Regions from separate parts of the Mus musculus genome. Here region 1 is linked to region 2. The links are chromatin loops, found by intact Hi-C in ENCODE. Cell type or tissue: left cerebral cortex. All regions are shown on one strand. Each heading gives the region's core, and the rest is flanking DNA. Links, peaks and the distances in the headings are about the cores only.

Region 1 (11,090 bases), core at 3,332-8,331, 100 kb after region 2:
GAATCCTTCAGCTTTCTTCCTTCTGAGACATATTTTGTCCATCTCTCTCTGCCTTACCCGAGGTTGGTCTCTCAAAATCAGTATGGAAATTGTAGGTGTGGGCAGGAAAGGGCCCAGGGTAGGAATTGTTTCTATTAAAGGGTGCTGTGAGTTGACATTGTGAACTACCGTGTTGTGTGCCTTCCCTGGGGCTTTAAAAGATGGCTATTATGAAGATAGCTTTCTCCTGTTTCTGCATTTTTATATTCTCTGTTTTAACCCTTTGTAGTTCTTTTCTGTGCCGTTATATGACTCTTATGGTATTTAAAAAAAAAAAGTCTCACTACATAGCTCTGGCTCTCCTGGAACTTGCTATGTAGATCAAACTGGCTTTGAAGTCATAGAAATCTTCCTTTTCTCGCCTTCCCAGGGCTGGGGCTAAAGGTGTGTGCCACATGGCCATCTCCTATGGAACAATTTATTTTAATGTTTTGTTTTTGTTTGTTTGTTTGTTTTTTTCCTTGAGATGGGGCTTTATTCTGTAGCTCAGGCTGGCCTAAATTTACTATGCATAACACAGGCTGGCCTGGAAATCTTGCAAGTTCTCCTGCTTCAGCCTCCCAGGTACTGGGATTGCAGACATGAGCCACCATGCCTGAGTTGGGAATTTTAAATAAACCTAGACATGTGAAATATTCACGGACTCAGTTTTTACTTGTTTAAAGCCTTTGGAGATTTGTCTTTAGAGAAGGTTGATATGGCAGTTATTCTGCATTGCGTTCCTCACACCAACATTTAATTAATAGTATATTTCATGAAGATTACTGTAGGTTTATTGCTGCCGTGTTTGGAGTTGTGGTTCTGTGCTAGAATCCAAAGATATTGCTCTGTTTCCATTTTCATTTGTCGGTGCTTTGAGCCAACACCTTCCAAAAGGACTGTTAACCATTTAATAGCCACAATGGATCGAAGGGTGTTTTGTTAACCATTTAATGGCCACAATGGATCAAAGGGTGTTTTGGTAGAGTGGGGTCTTGAGATACTTGTGTCTATGGATGTTGTGATTCTATTTTTTTTTTTTACATTTATCTATTTATTTATTTTATGTATAAGTATAGTGTAGCTGTCTTCAGACACACCAGAAGAAAGTATCAGATCCCATTTACAGATGGTTGTAAGCCACCATGTAGTTGCTGGGAATTGAACTCAGTATCTCTGGAAGAGCAGTCAGTGCTCTTAACTGCTGAGCCATCTCTCCAGCCCCCGTTGCTGTGATTCTTAATGATGTTATATAAATTGATGGTATATAAATCTGTATTCCATTCAAGTTTGTATGTAAATAGGTGAATATATATGATACCCCCAGAAGACTGCACCCCCAGAGGAAGGAGTGGGGTTTCTTGTCAGTCACAGTCCTTAATGTTTGTCTCATAAATGGGAACTTGGAAAGGGGGTAGGAGGAGGGAGGAGCTGTAGGTGGGAGAAGGACGAGTGAAAGCCACAGAGGCTAAATGATAACAGAGCAAGGTGGAGGCCTAAATATTTTATTGGATTTAACTTTGGCATCAGAAAGTTCTGGAAGGAACCCCAGACTAGGAGTTAACACACTTGGTTCCTTGCCACTTCCTAAGACTATGACTTTGGGTGACTCAGTGAAGTTCACTTTAGGGCGTTGGTTTTTCCTGTCTGCCCCACCTTTCCCCCTGGGGCTTTACAGGGAAGCTCATCTTGAGGTGTTGTGTGAGCTGTGACAGAAGATGAAGCCCCCATGCAGGGGCCGCTCTCTGTGATAGGTGTAATACTGTCAGGTAAAATACAACCGGAGCTCCTGGCTGTCAGTCTAGTGGAGAAGATAGATAGAATCTAGTAATCACTCTGCTGTAGACATGTAAGCCTTCCTAAGAACCTCAAGAGGAGCAACAAGGCGGGGAGGCTCATTGTAGTCGTGTGTGTGTGTGTGTGTGTGTGTGAGTGTGTGTGTGCCCAGAGCTCAACTGTGGGCTTTGAAGTTTTTCCTGGAAATCCCCATGTCTTTTCTAGGGAGTGACTTAAACACAAATCACTTTAGGGAAACTAATTTATCAGGATAGATAGATGGAGGATTGGAGTCTGGGGAAAGAGGTAAATGAAATTATTCTCATAGTTATTAAAAAAGAAAAGCCTTAGACTTTTAAATGTTTTATATATTCACTGTCCCTTCTCTGAAATGCTAGGGAGTAGAAGTGTTTCAGATTTTTGAGATTTTTAGATTTTGGAATGTTTGTATGGACTTTACTGTTTGAATACTTTTGAATCTAAAAATTCAAGATAAAGAAATGCAGCAGAATCCATATTTGTACATTTTGGGGTTTTTTTCAGGGGTGGGGTGTTCAACTTGTTTGTGTTTAATTGTTCAATGTTGACATTTTTATGACTTTTTGGGAGTCTTCATACTTACATGGTTTTTATTTAGAACATTAGGGAACATCATTTCAGCAAATACTTCTCTATGTAAGCTTTTTTGTGTTCCAGAGACATGCTCACTGCGTCAGGCATGCACAGAATCCCATGTGAGACTGAGACCCCATTGCCCTTAATTTGTAGATAAGGAAACAGAAACTTCCCATGCTATGTGGCTGGGCCTGGGCCCAGACACATAGATTTAGTGTGTGTTCTTCACTGAGCCTTCAACTTTCTCTCCCAACACAAAGGATTTAACCTTCTCAGAGCAAAGACAAAGATGCCCAGGTGAATCCGTTTGTCTGAGCATGCTCTCCTCCTCCTCCTCCTCCTCCTCCTCCTCCTCCTCCTCCTCCTCCTCCTTCTCCTCCTCCTTCTTCTTTCAAAACCAGTACCCCGGGGCTCTTGATTCTAGCTGCATATGTATCAAAAGATGGCCTAGTCGGCCATCACTGGAAAGAGAGGCCCATTGGACACACAAACTTTATATGCCCCAGTACAGGGGAACGCCAGGGCCAAAAAATGGGAATGGGTGGGTAGGGGAGTGGGGGGGGGGAGGGTATGAGGGACTTTTGGGATAGCATTCTAAATGTAATTGAGGAAAATACGTAATAATAAAAATATTAAAAAAATGTATACAAAAAAACCCAAGTTTTAAAAAATTATAAATCTTAATGGATTAATTCTTGCAATTGCGGGTGGGGAGGGGCTCTCCCTATGTAGCCTTGCCTGGCCTGGAACTCACTATATAAAGCAGGCTGACTTTAAACTTACAGAGATCCACCTGCCCTCTACCTCCCAAGTGCTGGAATTAGAGGCGAGCCCACCATGTCCAGCAGGAAAAGCCATTTTAAGACATAAGGATTTTGTAGTGAAGTTCCTTTTCCTTTCTGACGGGCTACGTGGCTCTCTGTGTTTTCCTGACTTTTGTAACTAGGATAACTAACCCTCAGCGGTGTCAGGTGGTGTTTGGCTCTGCTCACAGGCCAGATCTCATGATTGTCCGCAGACATCTCTGATTGACTGCAAAGCTTCAGTTCAATGTCGGCTGGGAGTCTAATCTAGCGCAGGGGTCCCGTCTAGTGTTTGCCTGCACTGACTCCTCGATTTCATATTTGGGGGCCTCAAAAGGAGGCAAGTTCCTTCCATGAGGTCCTGGCACTAATGATTGTCATGTAAACATTTTGGGGGTACAGGTAAAGAAGGTGTAGCTTCCTCATGACACTTCCAAGAAGCCCAAGGAGTTCCCTTAGAAAGTTCTAGGGAATTTGACACTGAGAAGAATTTCAGAACTATCCAATTTATGAAGCAGAGGTAGAGATTTTATTATAGATAATGCATAAGGATTAAGAGTCACACAGACCCAGGAGCCTGGGTGTAGGCTTCTCAAAGTCCTGTGATTCAAAGACGACGACTCCTCCTCCTCATTCTTATTTTTAAAATAGTTACAGAGATGACTTTGGGGGCGTTTGCAGTTACTGCCTAGTTGATGGGTGATTCTGAGGTTGGCATCTGACAGGATTGCTTTTGACCTTTGGGCTCTGCCTGGAAAGATGATGCTCTCTCTGTGTTGTAGCTGCCTCCACCCCCTGAGGGCTCTGCTTGAATTTGTTGAATGCTGTTAACTGCTAACTGATAAAGAAAAGTCCAGTCCACAGGGACTCAGGGAGGTAGATAGCTTTCCTGACAGCAGTTTTGAGATCCTCAAGAGGAATGAAATGAGACCCTATGCAAGGTCTTATACATCCAGACTTTAGGCCTAGATCTCCGTTTAACGTAATATAGTTCTATAGGAGAGCAGTGTTAACTCTCTGTGGTACTGCTGATAGCAGAGACTGGAGTTCTCTGTGCTGGAATTCTTGCTTTTCAGCTGGCTCTCGGATGAGGGACTCCTCTCTCCTCCCGGATCTCTCTAATTGCCCGGTGTTTCCATCCTTCCTCAGGCAGAGCCAGCGCCAGCGCCAGGACAGATAGCGGCTCCCGAGCATCTGCCCAGTGTCTGTACCATCTGCTCAGACCTTCACAGCTAGTTGCTTCTGAGTGTGCAGGAGAGCGGGTGGGAGTGGGGTGGGGAGGGGCAGGGATAAGGGACAGGTGTGTGTGTGTGTGGTGTGGTGTGTGTGTTATATTCTTTTCATTCTATTTGCATAGGTGCAGTATAATTGACAGAGAACCATTTCGGTTACATTGTTTTCTCTTGTACTTTTTTTTAGTTTTGGTCAGTTCAGAATGTTTTAGGAAATGAGCCTTTATGAGCTAATGTCTCTCAGCACACTTCCCATTAGACTTATTTTTCTCAAGACTAAATAAAAATTTTAATCCTAAACACTGGGCCAGTGTGGCTAGTCTACAAAAATGTAAATTCAGTCGGAGGCTAAAGCATGACTTTGGGTCAGTTTGGTTTATGGCTTAGGATTCCACTGACATTTTTATTTTTTTAGTAGCAATGGTAAGAGATGCTTTGTGGTACCTCCTTTTTTTTTTTTTTTTTTGGTTTTTCAAGACAGGGTTTCTCTGTGTAGCTCTGGCTGTCCTGGAACTCACTTTGTAGATCAGGCTGGCCTCGAACTCAGAAATCCGCCTGCCTCTGCCTCCCAAGTGCTGGGATGCGCCACCACTGCCCGGCTTGTGGTACCTCCTTTTGTATATTACTTTTCCAGTACATTTTTGTTTTTGGACCTTTGGGCTTTGCCTGGGAAGTGCTGTTTTTCTGTTTTGTGGCCGAGTTCACCCGGCTGAGGACTTGACTTCAGTTTGTTTAATGCTGTTAACTGCTAACGCGTACATTCTCCACGACAGAGGGCTGTGGGCAGACTGTTACTAAGAAAGAGACACCAGCTTGCAACTCACCAGAGAAAACAATTGTCTTTATTTGGTTAGGATCTCCTTTTGGACTCCTTCTGCTTCCTTGATGGCTGTGACTCCCCCGGACATTGTATTTTGCCTTTGTCTTAATCACCTAAGCACTTATGTCTCAGTTGGCGAGCTAGGGAGCCAGAGTCTCTGGAACATTCTATATAGAATTTTGTATTTACGACACGAGCACTTTTGTCTGGGACTGCCAGGACAAGCAGCCGATCACTTATTCAAAGTGGAGCGATGTGAAAAATGTCGCATTCGGGCCGGAGAGATGGCTCAGCTGTTAAGAGCACTTGCTGCTCTTGGCGAGGAGCACCCACGACCATCTGGAACTCCGGTTCCAGGGGGCCTGATGCCCTCTTCTGGCCTCTGCAGATGCCATATGCACGCATGTATTGATACATGCAGTCAAACACTCACCCAAACAATACGTATATTTTTTTAAGATTTTATATTCATATCTCCTCTGCTGATTTCTGAGATAGGGCCCGGGTAGGATAGGAGGTTTCTATATTGACTTTTGCACAACTACAACCAAGACAAAGCAAAGTCTGCTAACCTTCAGTTTGGGGTTTCAAAGCACCATGTAAACAATCCCAGGTCCTTGGGACGCTAAAGCAGAGGAAGGTAAGCTCCAGGCCAGCCTGGGCAACATAGCCAGTTCAAGGACCCTGGCTCAATATAAAAGAATATAAGTAAAAAGGACTGGTGATACGTGTCAGTGGTAGGACGCCCATTGGACACAGGACACAAAGTCCTACTTCAACTCCTAGAACAATAGAAAAAGAACCTTGAGATACTTGTGCAATTACTTGATGGGAAAGTCCTAGATTTTTTTAGTTCTTGTTGCCTCTCTCTGCCTCACACTGAATATAATGTCAATTATTTCCATGGTTCAGTTTTATTGAGTTATTCCAAATCATTCAAGTGTTCAACTTAATCCCCTCAGAAGCCTTAATTTTCCTGAACTAACATTTTATGTCTTTATCTAAAATGTACTGTGCTGATATACAATTGAATTATGAGACCATGAGACATATCTACCTTAGGTACAAGCACATCCGACCCTAGGGAAGGGGGCGGCTTGCTTGCTAGGAGCACGTCTCTGCTTCCGAACCCACGAGTGGATCTTCCTCATTTCCAATCTGTCATGAACATGTATTTTTTTTTTTAACAAGAAAAAAAAAAAACAACCAAACAAATAAAAAGCACACAAAATGAAATCCCAGTCTTAAAGTTAATTTCAGAGACAACAGATAAAATTATGTTTCATTAAAAAATTTTCATAGAAAGCAGCACAATATAATGCAAAAAGATAAAAATTGTTCATGTCCACTGAAAATGTGTAGTCATAAAAATCACTATGACACTTGACAGTTTTAAAATTTCCATTACAGCTAAATAAAATGTTGTATTTAAAACTGATTATCCCCCTTGAATGCCTTTATGCATACTTTGAACACATACCCTACTACCAATGACCTTGTTCTTGTGAGTGGGTTTACTTCTTGCTCTTTAAGCCTGACTGCTGGGTGGTACAGTAGTTGGTAGCTCATCTTGGGGTTCAGTGCTGTGTACACATAGGCTGTTTGGGGTTTCAATTTAGTAACACTCACAGGAGAGAATGAACAAAGGGCACTGAGGACAATGAAAGGGACATCTGTTGCAATCCACGTGAAATGGCATTTTAAAGCAGTTTCACCTCGGGTTGTTCTAAAAATTTTTCTCCAAAAGGAAGTGCTAAAAACTAGATTCCAACCCTCCTTAGGAGCCAGTTTCAGTAGATTATCTTACACAGTCATGGTTTTGTTTAGAGGATCTTTCCTCTAAAAAAAAGTGGATTTCCAGTTTTAATACTTTTAGTTTATATTTGACAAACTAAGTTTTAATCTCTTATAATACAATCGACAAGCTTGCCTGACTCTCACTGGGGTCACATGGTTCTTTGGGGCTTGTCTAGGTGATGGTTTGCCTCATGGGCACTCTCTTGCAAGGTCAGTGGTGAGAGTTTGCTGTGGGGAGGGACGGGACTAGAGGGACATTCCTGCCTGATGGCTGCAGACACTTCTAATTGGCCCCTCTTTGTAGATGTGCTTGATTCAGCTGGTAACAGTTCAAAGACTGGCTCCCATCTGTGGCCCACAGGTACAATAGGCCCATGTTCAGATGAGGCTCAGCAGGAGTGGATGAGTTGTTCAAACACCATCGTCATTGTTTCTTTGTAGCGGCTGTCTCTCTGTAGGACTAGCTAACCTGGCAGCGGGGCTAGGCAGAGATTGGCTTAGAATTCTTTGTTTTGAGGAAAGCCACTGCCTCCCCCAGAAGGTTCATGTGTAACTTAATAAATTAGGACCCCCACACACTCTCAGGCAATTGCTTCGTGTGCCATCCTTTTCCAATGTCGTGAAGACTAAGAAGTGTGCCTCTCTCATCTCTGCTGTCCTGCTGGGTTTTGTAGCTAGCTGCCAACTGGGATGTGGCCATTTCATTGGAGATACTTTCTTACTCTTAAAGTGCTCCCCCCACCCCCCTTTTCCTTTTAGCTAAGGAATGGACAGAGTTTTGGACTCTTCCGTCTATTCCCTGGGCAGTAAGAATCTATCCGGTTATTTCCTGAGACAGTTTAGCATTTGATCTCTTCCTTTCCCCCGTGCCTCAGATGGATTCTACTTTGGGCAGCTAAACATACTTTGAAAAAAAGGAAAAACCAACCAACCAACCCCCCCAAAAAAGAAAAGAACAAAAACAAAAAACCAGGAACAATTGGGTTATCTTAGTCTCTCATTTTAAACTAACTTCTACTTTTAAAAAATAAATCAGATCCAATCTTTGACTAGGAGTTTAAAAATAGCCCCAGGGGCAAGGGCTATTTGGGCTAGTGAGAGTTTGTCTTGCTTTATTAGTTTATAGACTTAAGCACTTTAAGTTCCTCAAGTTGGCAAAGGAAATCTCAGCTACAGTTGAAATTGTTGCGCAGACAGTTAGCAGAGTGTCTGATGATTTGCGCAAAGGACGGAATGTCCTTGGAGTGGTAATCACCAAGATTTTGAAAGAGGGGCCGTAAATTCAGGCAGCAGAGCTCAGTGAAGATGTAATGATGAGTGTAGATTTCTCTCTGTGAAAAGGAGCAGCGCCGTTCATTTGCGAAGCGTTTCCTTTCTTAAGGTTACACCTTGCAATCTGAAGATTTTCAATATGTATCCTAAAATGAGCTCGCTTGATAGTCAAAAAGCGTCATTGAGAAAATGACAGCTTGGCATCTTTCGCCAGGCTGCCTTTCTCTTCTGTCAGGTGAAAGAAGATGCCGTGGTGAATTTCCAGCACAGCTGGGGACGTGCTTTTGCTGTGCCTCAGCAGCTCCACCTCCCTTGGTGCCTAACCCTATCTGGGAGTCCTTGATCCAGCCAGAGATGCAGGCCTTGGGCTCATGGTCCTGCAGTCTGGAGGCTCCTTTTGCACTCAGAGCTTTAGTTTTCTCTTTCCAAATGAGTTTGTGGTTCCATGAATTGGGTTCTTTGGTGGGTGGGCTCTTGCCCTCAGGTGACTCTATTCATTTAATCTGGGCGGGATGGGGGGGGGGTTTGGGGAGGTAGGGGGATGGCGGGCTCTTTCTCCTTTTAGCCTGGCTGCCTCCTCCTAATCCTGCTGCTGCTCCTCCTCCTTCATGTTGGGTTTTGGCTGTGAAGTTATCTTTGAGCTCTTTTTATGGACAAATTAAACATTTAAATTCTATCTATCTATCTATCTATCTATCTATCTATCTATCTATCTATCTATCCATCCATCCATCATCTGTTCATTTGTTTATCATCTATCTATCTATCCATCATCTGTTCATTTGTTTATCATCTATCTATCTATCTATCTATCTATCTTTCTATCTACCTATCAATCATCTATCTACCATCTCTCTCATCTATCTGTTTACCATCTATCATCTGCATCTGTTTATCATCTATCTACCTATCAATCACCTATCTACCATCTGTCTGTCTGTCTATCACCTATCTATCTATCTATCTATCTATCACTCTTTCTGCCCCACTTGTTTCTCTTTTTCATGGTAGTCTTGCACAGGTGAGTCACACTCACACCACAGACTGAATGTTATCCTATCTCGGAAATGTCTGTGCTAAACGGTGGTCCAAAAGAGAATGGTCGCCACACCCAACCCTCCCCAAACTGGGAAAGAAACATTCAAATATCTGAGCATGTATGGGCATTCAACCTTTTCGTAAGAATAGTTGGTTTTGACAGCGAGACTCCCTTAGAGGAAATTAAAATTTCATTTGCAAGGGGTTATCAGTTGGAGATTTCTTCTGGGTTAGGGATTGGGACATGTGTCCATGTGTCTTCTCCTTTCAGCTCTAGGGCTCTGTGTGGTGCAGACCTGTGCAGTGCCTGCACATGCTGCCCAGGTCTCAGTGAGTTCACATATGTGCCAGTCTTGTTGACTTAGAGGGCCTTGTTTCCTTGGTGTCCCTCACCCTCTCTGGTTCTTACATTCTTTCTGACTCCTCTTCCTTAGGGTTCCGTAATCCCTCAGGGGAAGGATTTGATAGTGACATCCTTTTTAGGGGTGAGCAGTCCAGGTTTTCTCACTTTCTGAATAATGGCTGGCTGTGTGTCTCTTTATTTGCTCCCGTCTGCTGCAGGAGAAAGCCTGTCTGAGGATGACTGAGCAAGGGACTGGCCGATGAGCATAGCAGAATATCGTTATGAGTCATTTTATTGCTACTTTTTTTTTTTTTTTTTTTTAGAACAGTGGTATTTGGTTTTACTCTAGGTCCCTGAGCTATTTAATCTCAGGTTCTTGGTCACCTAAGCAGTGCCAGGTATGGGTTCCAGCTTGTGGAGTGGGCCTTAAGTTAAATCTGATATTGGCTACCTCCCAAGCTTCGTGCTACCATTGTCCTAGTGTGTCTTGCAGGCAGGACACCTTTGTAGATCAGTGGTTTTGTGGCTGGGTTGGTGTTTACCCTTCACCTTTGGGAGTGTGCAGAATACCTTTCTGTACCAAAGATGCTAGCATGCTGAGGTGAAGTCTCTGTAGGCACCAGCTGGACTTATCCATGTTCAATGAGTTATGTAGGTGGAGCAACCATCAGCAATGCAACCATTCTGATGGTTGTAAAATAAAATCCCACAGTAGTTTTGATTTGTGTTTCCCTGATGTCATGTCCATTAGTTTTAATTGTCAACTTGACACAGTCTAGGGTCACCTGGGAAGAGAGTCCCAATGAAGGCTTGTCTAGATCTGATTGGCCTGTAGGCATGTTTGTAGGGGTACTGTCTCATTTATATTATCTGATTTGGAAAGACCTACGGTGAAAATGGGCAGGACCATCCCCTGGATTTGAATACAGAATCGGATGAGGGAGAAAGTGAGCCGAACAGGTGGCATGCATGCATTGAGTTCTCCTGGTGTGGATGTGACTGGCTGCTTCACGGTTCCCACTGACTGCCTTGACTTCCCTGCAAGGATGGACAGTAAACTGGAATTGTGAGCTAAAGTATATACTCTTTGTGCTCTACCTTGCCTTTGTTGTGAAGACAGGGTCTTACTGTATAGCCTAGGCTGGCCAGGAACTGACTATGTAGACCAGGCTGGTCTCCAACAAGAGATCCACCTGCCTCTACCTCTCAGGTGCTGGGACTAAAGGTCTGTACTGCTAAGTCTGGCCCTAAGTTGCTTTTTTGTCAAGGTATTTTATCATGGAAGTGAAATTAGGACATGTGGATTTTTTTTTAACTTAGTTTTATTAGGGCTCAGTACAAGAACATGGGTAAGGGGGTTGTTTGCAGGGACATGG
Region 2 (8,545 bases), core at 1-5,000:
CTGAGTAGCTGGGACTGTATTTGACCTGCAGGAGTAACAAGGCTGAGGATATTCAATTTGTAGCCATTTGCAGCCACTCAAAATCAGAAGACAAGTTACTATTACTTCTTTCTACAAATAAAGTTTTCATGGGACCCCATGGGCTTCCAGCATAGCTATGGCCAGGTTTCAGCTACAGAGTCAGAGCCCACATAGCTCTCCAAGCCTGAAAGGTTTATAGTCTGGCTTCGGGAGAAACTGCTGATCCTTGGCCTGAATCGCACATAACTGCTATGTGACTGTAACCTTCCTTGCTGGCTCTTGTGCCTTTCACAGACGTAAGGGCTCAGACCTCGCTCTCCTACATCCCGTTCAGGTTCCACTGGCGGGAGGATGAGGCCCTCCACCTGCTTTTGCTCTCAGTGGCTCCCTTTAATAGGGTTTCAGGCTGCTGCTGCTACACCTTTGTGTGTCAGCAGCTGGCAGCTCTTCTGGTCCTTCTGTCAATTATGAGAGACAGAAGCGCTGTAGACAGGATCCCTACTTTCTGGATATCACCATTAATTCCTTAGAATTTTGAGCATATATATGTATATATGTATGTATATGTGTGTGTGTATACACATGAATAAAAAAAAATATATATATATATACACACACACACACACACGAATTAATGAATGAATCTTTACATCAGCTGGCCCTCCAGTATTCCTTTCACTTAAACCCCATAAAGCTGTGAGAAAAAAAAAAAAAGAAAAAAAAGAGGGCCAATACTTCTTAAGAGAATTAGTTTCCCTCAAAACAAATAGCAACACACCCTTCATGGTACTATATCTGGGTTCATTAACAGGCTTCAAACTACTTTAAAGATGGATGTGGAGGCACACACCTCTAAGTCCCAGTAGGAAGCTGAGGCAAGAGGATTGCCTTGAGTTCAAGGCCAGCCAGGCCAGCCAAAATTAGAGCCACAGAGTGAGGGCCTGTCCTGACCCACCTGAGTGTATGTGTTTATACATTGCTGAAATAAATGGTCCCTGTAAAACCCCATGTTTCTTTGAACCCCACGCCTCAAGTTTAAATAGCAGGTGACTTAGATGGTGAGTGGACCCCCCAAGCCTCTATCAAGCAGAAGGAGAGGACCCCACAAAGCTCTACTCTAACCCCCCATTGGCATGCCGTGGCATGTACCCACAATAATAATTAAAAAAAATAACAGATGACCAAATGATTAAGCCACAAGTACCAAATTCCAGCTTGTCTTGGTTGTTGGCCACTGCGTGGATCAACCCGATGGTACCACAGGAGTTTCCGATGGTCTGCTTCATGAAGTAAACTTTAGGGCTAACTTCCTGTCCCTTCAGTTCCTCAATTTGCTTTTTCCTGAAGTTTTCATGCTGTGAATGGGAGAAATTATTTGTTTTGGGTTTTTTTCCATCTCAAAACGAACATTTAAAGTAAGCAGATGGTGGTCCAGCCAGTTCTAAAGAGATAAACAGCGGGATGTGTGACCATGAGTAAGCGCCATGGTTCTAGATGCTGTTGAATGCCCAGAGTCTTCCTCCCACACCCAAGCAGGCCGTGGGGCTCCACCCCGATGCTGCAGTGCAGGCAGGCACTGCCTTGGATGCTGCCCAAGGCTGTCTAGACACCACGGCAACCTTTAGCTGGAGGCGGGGTGTCGTGAAATCTGCAAACAGAGCTGTACTCAGGGCTTTCTCCCTTCAGTGAGAAGAATGACTGCATTTCAGAGGCTTCTAATCAAGCTTTGATCAATACCCAGTGTTAGCACCAGCTGGTATCTGTTCCGCTATTCTTCACCGGTTCCATTTGTGTGCAAGTCAATGCCTTTCAACAAGGTTTAACTGTTTGGAAGGGGCAAGCAGATCCAAGAACTTCCCTTCCTGGTTTGTTTTAGAAAAGTAAAACCAACTGGTACAAGGATTGGACTATGGTTTAAAACTAACAAGCAAACAAAAACCTAAACTTTCATTTTGCAGAAGACAGGGTACTAGTTTATCCTTGCCAGCAATACAGGGGATGTTCTAACCGGAAGGCAGATTAGCAATTATCTGGGGAGGCTGCTCTATGAACGAGAGATTTCCTCCGAGCATTAAATCTTTTATCTTTCTTTTAGAGTCAATTAAGTGTTCAGCGACTCCAGAGACTGTCCATTCCTCTCACTGCTGAGTTTGGAAGACCTGAGAAGTCAGGAGTTGCCAATCAAAAGCAGGTGCTGCTGCCCTAGAAATGCCCACTGCCCACGGCCAGCAAAACTCACACAGCACATCAGCCAGCTGGGTTCCGATTCTAGGAGCCCGCCGTGTTTAGTGTACTTGGGAATGCGAGTGTGCATTTTCTCTGTGGCTATAGGAGAGGAAGACAACTGTCCTGGGAGATGAACTGAAGCTCGACTGTTCTTGCTTCCCACTTACTGTTCAGGGTTCTCGCCCCTCTTCCTGCTAATCAATCAGCTATCGTTGTAAAATAGACCACCACCCAGCTCATGCCTAAGCTCATGCCTGGATCTCATCACCACCAAAGTGATTTAAGATGTTCACTTCGGAGCTCCCGACATAACCCTAGTGAGGATGAGATGCCTGCTAAACTAGCTTGCTTGCGGACAGACTATAAGCTTCATTTCTCATCAAAAAGAATTCTTCAGTGTTTTACCCATTACATATGCAGAATAAGTACTCTATAGATGGGGCAGATTAGACGGCAGCTAAAGGACAAAACAGTAGCCCAACCAAACTGGAATGTCCTCTTAAAAAATCCACTGGAGCCTGCAAAATGAGACCAGTTCCAAGGGAGCGGGCTCACCACTGCCTCCCAGAGGCCTTGCCTGAGCTCTGCTCAAAACCTCCAAGTCATCATGGTTCCTCTGGAGAGCAGCTCCAGAAACCTCTACGGCAGGACGAGAGCCGACTTTGGTTCAGTCAAGGAAGCCAATCTGACACGGAGTGGTAGCAATGAAAGCTCCGACTGGAAAACGCGTCGCCGACATCATCCAAACTCCATGTTTGAACTCATCAGAGACCATCTGCTAGGAGCAGGGCCTAGAACTTCCCATACAGCTTAGTTCCGGTCAGGTCAAGGATGCCTCTAGAACACCTGCCCTCAGGACGGTATTTAATTAGCCTCATCCCATCTGGCAGAGACGCAAATGCCTCCAAGTTTTACCAATGTCATCCCCTCTTAAATCATTAGGAAGCTAAGAGCCCACAGGAGGGAGACGATGCAGTGATTTACTGGGGCTCCACACACGGCGAGACAACGCATAACCCCCAGTTTTGTCTTTCTCTATGGCTCAGCCTGAATCATTTGCATCCCTGCCCAGTGGAAGATGGAAGACTGTTTCAGAAAATGAAGAAGTGTCTCTATGACTGTGTCACAGGAGCCCTACTTCATCCAGCCACAAGGTCAGAGAGGTGGAGACCGCGGCTCTGTGCACCAGTGATTCAGCTTTCTAAAAGGAACGTTCAACAGTGTGCCTGCTGGGAGGGGTGGGGGAGGGGAATGGAGAATCCACCAGAGAGGCAGATGGAGGTGGCAAATGAAGAGACAGCTCTTTTGACTTAAGCAAGCCAGGCCCTCATCAGTTTACAGTCAGGTGAGAGAGCAACAGAACCAAACCAGGGACCTGACCCACTCACGGCCCTTAAAAGGAAAAAAAAAAAAAAACAAACCGGCCATCCGCAAGTGGGAGCAAGGCTCATAAGTAAACAAACAAACAAAATAAACAAGTTGGAGATCTTTCTTTGGATAACTGAAAAAAAGACTTAGACGCAATGGGCTCCTTCTCTTCCAAATTGAGGCAATAATGGACATCACAATAGAGCCCCGATGAAAATGCAAGCACCTCCCACCCTAAGAAGTGGGATCCTTATCAGGGACCCTACAGGAAAAGGGGACAGCGTGAGGTAGGAACTCATTCCACAACACTGCGTATCCACTGAGACCCGCCCATCACAGACCTCTCCCTACCTGGGCCGTGAGGGGAAACAGGAGCAGCAGGGCGCAGGCAGGGGATGGCACTGAGCCCAGAGTCTCCTCCTCCAGCCCTAGCACGTCGGCGAAGCGCCACTGGCCGGCGACCCCCAGCTTGGCCAACACCTGCAAGAAAAAGACAGGGCAGCCAGACCGAAAAAGCCAGACAAATAATGGGCACCTGCTAGGGGGCGGGGCCAGCACGAGCATCCCTCGTGCGGCCCTCCCACTCCCCAACCCCCCACCAAACACACACACACGGGTCCCCACCCGAGTCTGGGAGGAGCCTCCGCGCCGTCCCACCCTGCGTGCCGCGCAGTGACACAGCACAAAGCTCAGCCCACACGTGGCTCGCGCGAAGCCCTCGGACTAGAGTCCGCGGGCCGTCGCCACGCCCTCGAGAGCTGCTCCCCGCGCTCGTTGCTGTCCGGGTCCATCCTCCGCCACCTCCCCGTGATCGATCTCTCAGTCACTCCCAAACCCCTAGATAACTCAGGGCAGAGACGACACCCAGCTGGGCGCCCCAGCCCAGCCACCTCCATTGCACAGGGCGCGGCCGGCTGGGCGTCTCCAACGATGCTCTTGGAGGATAGGGACAGAGACTGCGCGCCGCGCCACTCACTTTGTTCAGCATCTGAAAGCCAAAAGCAAAGAGGAAAATGATAATAAAACTAAATGATTCAGCTACCGAGCTGTAGCTAAGGGTCAGCCTTATTTCTCCCGAAGCGACCCAGCAGCTATGCTTACCTCGGGGTTAATCTCCATCGGCTTCAGCTGCATCTTCGCGGATGGCACCTGCAGACACAAACCCGAGGAGCCGAAAAAACAGCCGGTGGAGCCGCCCAGGCTGCTGTTATAAAGCGCCGGCCTCGCTCACTGGGAAAGCCTGAGCAGGGGAGACGGGAGCAGAAACAAGCAGAGGAGGAAGGCCAAGAGGGCTCGAACTCCCCCATGCACCGCACAGAATGGTACAAGCCAAGCCCCCAAACCTTGCAGTCTCACTCGCCGGTGAGCTAATCTGGTGGTTGTGGAGATGGGTTTTGTTGGTGGGTGTTCCTTGAGCGCATGAAGCAGCCTATTTGAGGGAGCTTTCAATTTGGAGCGAAATTTCTGGAAACCCTCCTCTGTCGTCTCAATCACTCCAAAGCTCGAGGGTCTCTGAAACATTGAGAGAGAGAGAAAAAAAAGCACAAAATCAACAGGTATATGTAGTGTTTAATATGAATATAAATATTTGTCGGTCTTCCTCCCTCCCCCCCCCCGCCCATCTCGGAACAGTTTGTACTTAACCTTAGACAATCTGTCCTCCATGTTAAATTCAACCTGTGTCCAGGCTCGGTTTTTAATGGACTGCCTAGAATAAAACATCTGATACGGAGTGCATTAGTGAAGCTGATGTAATGTGACTCCAGGGGAAGAACCGGTGGGTCGCTGGGAAGCAGTACATGCGAGACACATAGAATACGGGCGCCGGAGGACTTTAGAAACAGACCAAAGAAAAGATAGATGATTTGAGACTAGAGGCTTAAAGGAAAAAGCATTTAAAAAAAAAATAGGGGAAACCTTTTTTCAAAGAACAGGGGTTTGGGATAATAAGATTTTGGTCCACAATACTTTGGGCGCAGAAGAAAGGGAATAGCAACGGAGGAGAGCCCGCGGTTCTCCAGGGATGGGGGCGGGGGTGTTCTTTCTAACAGGCACATTTCAAAGGATGGAAGGCAAACGCTTGTGCTGAAGGCGGAGTAGAAGGAGGGGCCAGATCTGTATCAATTGTCAGGGATGCTAAATCACAGAATGAGGTAGCTAAGGATGCAGGCAGGTTGGGTATTTTAAAAAATATGCTCAGAACAAATGGTGAAAAACAGACATGCTTTTTGCTAGCCCGAGGTAAGCAAGGCATAGGATGGAGGGAACCAACCTTGTTTTAACAGCACTGCCTCTCCAGCTGGATCCTTTACCAGGCCATCTTATTTCACCCTGAGAGGGTCCAATATTGTATTTGTGAAATTTTATACATCAGGATCCAGGGTTCAGAGATGTTCATTTGCTTGGTGCTACAGCTGGAAAATGAGGCAGGAAGACAAAACCTGGTAAATGAGGCTGGAAGGGTCCATTTTCTGTTTTAGACTCAGCAATGTGCTACTTCAATTTTCTTCCCAGTTTCACCATCAGGGAAAAAAAAATGACCTTCACTTACCAAGTGTGAGAGGCAAGAAGGCATTAGTAAGATTCTGAGTGAATTTTATACTATGTAAATTACATCTCAATGCAGTTAATAAAAAAAAAAAATACAAGACAGACGGACACATAACCCAGTACACCTGGGTAGACTGTGTGCATGTCTGTCTTTTGGCAGAGACATACTACATTTCCAGTTTTCTTCATTTATCCATTCATCACAAATACTGCACAAGCAAGCATTTACTCCCACTGGTCACTGAGCTTGGGAACTGGGTGATTCCAGAAATGAATATTGAAACTTCTTTCCTGCAGCTCTTATAGTGTGGAAGGAACACCTAACTCAGCGGAGGGAATTAGAAAGACATGAAAGGAAGTTGCGTTTAAGCTAAGGCTGATGGACAGGCAGAAGTCAGCAGTGGATGGGTATTGCCAGAAGAGCTAGGAAGGGCAGTATGAAGTCATGACCAGAAGTCTTTGTGGAAGGTACTTAGTTATTCATTCAACAAACAAGTGTGTGTGTGTATAGATATATATATACACATATATAAACACATATGCACATATATATACTTATATACATATATATGCACATATATATGTGAATGTATGTGTATATATGTATGTGTGTATGTATATATATATATATATATACACATATATATAACCATATGCTAGGAACTATGGATCATTAAATTAAACAACTCTCTACTTACAAAGAGAGAAGACACAGATCTTGTCCTGATCTTTCAAACGTGGGAGATGAGTGAACGGAAATGCTCAGATTGTGGGCAAGAAGCTTCATACAGACCTTAGCCAGATTCTAGGGCGTATAACTTGCAGGAAAGAAGGAGGAGGAGCAGGAGGAGGAGGAGGAGGAGGAGGAGGAGGAAGAAGAAGAAGAAGAAGAAGAAGAAGAAGAAGAAGAAGAAAAGAAGAAAAGAAGAAAAGAAGAAAAGAAGAAAAGAAGAAAAGAAGAAAAGAAGAAAAGAAGAAAAGGAGAAGGAGAAGGAGAAGGAGAAGGAGAAGGAGAAGGAGAAGGAGAAGGAGAAGGAGAAGAAGAAGAAGAAGAAGAAGAAGAAGAAGAAGAAGAAGAAGAAGAAAATAGGACGATGCACGTAGAATGGGCTTTGCCAGCTGGGGCTTAGCTTCTCTTTTGGCAGTAAAGCTGGCTGGACAGGCGGGATTTGCTGTCTGAGGTGGCGGTTGGTTATGGTTGGTTTTACAGTTCTGTACTGTGATGTTAGCGCTGAGTTACTGAATGCGCCTGCGACCAAGTCCCAGCAATCTAAACGCCAGGATTATTTAAAGGTACAAGCTTAAAATAAAGAGATGAGGTGGGTAGGGGGTGTAGTGATGGGTACACAGTTTGGTGAGACATGTCAGCATACATACCAGGGATGTGTACGGAGCTCTACATGTCAATTACATGCACGTCCATTACAGTGCAATTGGTCAGTGGAGTAATTCTTTTTCCCTGGTAATTCTACAGTTACAACATTGTGAATTTGGAAAAATGACAACTGAAAAAAAATTACAACATTTTGATAACTATTTAAAATTAAATATACAAGATGAACATGGTAATGCTAACACTTAAGAGGCTGAATCAAAAGAATCATAAATGTAGAGTTATCCTGGGCTACCTAGCAAGTTCAAGGCCAGCCTGGGAAACTTAGCAAGGTCCTGTTGCATACCCATGGCACAAGTTGATTAAATTTAGCACACAAAAATCATAAGGAAAAACTTTAAATCAATTAAACATGAATTATTGAGTGTAGTACCCGACTTTTTGAGTAGTATGTGAGAAAAAGAGTGAAAACTAAAGAATGTTTTGGAGACAGGTCTTACTGTGTTGCTTTGCTTGGCCTGGAATACACTATGTAGACCAATCTGGCCTTGAACTTGCCTAGATGCACTGCCTCTGCCTTCCAAGTGTGGGATTAAAGATAGGGTGGCACCGTGCCCAGCTTCAAATATTTTAGGCATCATAATTTGAATGTAAAGTTAATGGAATCGCTGTCTCTAGCAGAAGCAAGAAGTTCAATTTAATTTTAATCATCGTGAGTTCTCAGCTCAGCGCCTTCAGTAGGTTTCCAAGTCCCTGGAAATAAATAAATAAATAAATGCTGTGACTGATTGGTGATGTCTGCTGTGTTAACTAGTTTCACGTCAGTTTGACTCAAGCTAGGCTAATCAGAGGAGGGAGGTCTGGTTGTAGGCAAGCCTGCAGGGCATTTTTCTTAATTAGTGGTTGATGGGGGAGAGCCCAGCCCAGTGTAGATGGTACCACTCCTGGGTTGGAGGTCCTGGATTCTATAAGAAAGAAGGCTGAATAAGCCAGGACAAGCAAGCCAGAAAGCAGCACCTCTGCAGCAGCTCCTGCCTCCAGTTCTTG

What was found. Hi-C counts contacts between places; a loop is a spot of excess contacts. Peaks named below come from ENCODE experiments on the same cell type or tissue, not always from the same donor. Only the 100,000 strongest peaks of a DNase experiment are listed, where the experiment ranks them.
Region 1: it touches region 2 in a loop (4-fold over the local background); 1 of 42 quality-filtered maps calls a loop at or near these places.

What each region holds. Positions count from the first base shown.
Region 1 is chr5:66,569,824-66,580,913 of GRCm38, reverse strand. All of the region lies in intron 1 of Apbb2 (amyloid beta (A4) precursor protein-binding, family B, member 2), which reads left to right. Among named protein-coding and RNA genes, the nearest start is that of Apbb2, 43 kb to the left of the region's middle. In left cerebral cortex, for the core only: a CTCF peak has its summit at 5,652 (motif pointing left); DNase peaks (open chromatin) are centred at 4,037, 4,376 and 5,365.
Region 2 is chr5:66,672,494-66,681,038 of GRCm38, reverse strand. Uchl1 (ubiquitin carboxy-terminal hydrolase L1) reads right to left here and starts at 4,918. Exons shown (of 9, transcript NM_011670.2): 1 at 4,717-4,918; 2 at 4,592-4,603; 3 at 3,967-4,095; 4 at 1,226-1,376. The coding sequence starts at 4,749. Uchl1os (ubiquitin carboxy-terminal hydrolase L1, opposite strand) reads left to right here and starts at 4,542. Exons shown (of 5, transcript NR_102714.1): 1 at 4,542-4,977. In left cerebral cortex, for the core only: a CTCF peak has its summit at 2,817; DNase peaks (open chromatin) are centred at 2,867, 3,170, 4,329, 4,897 and 2 more places; H3K4me3 peaks cover 3,891 bases; H3K27ac peaks cover 2,755 bases.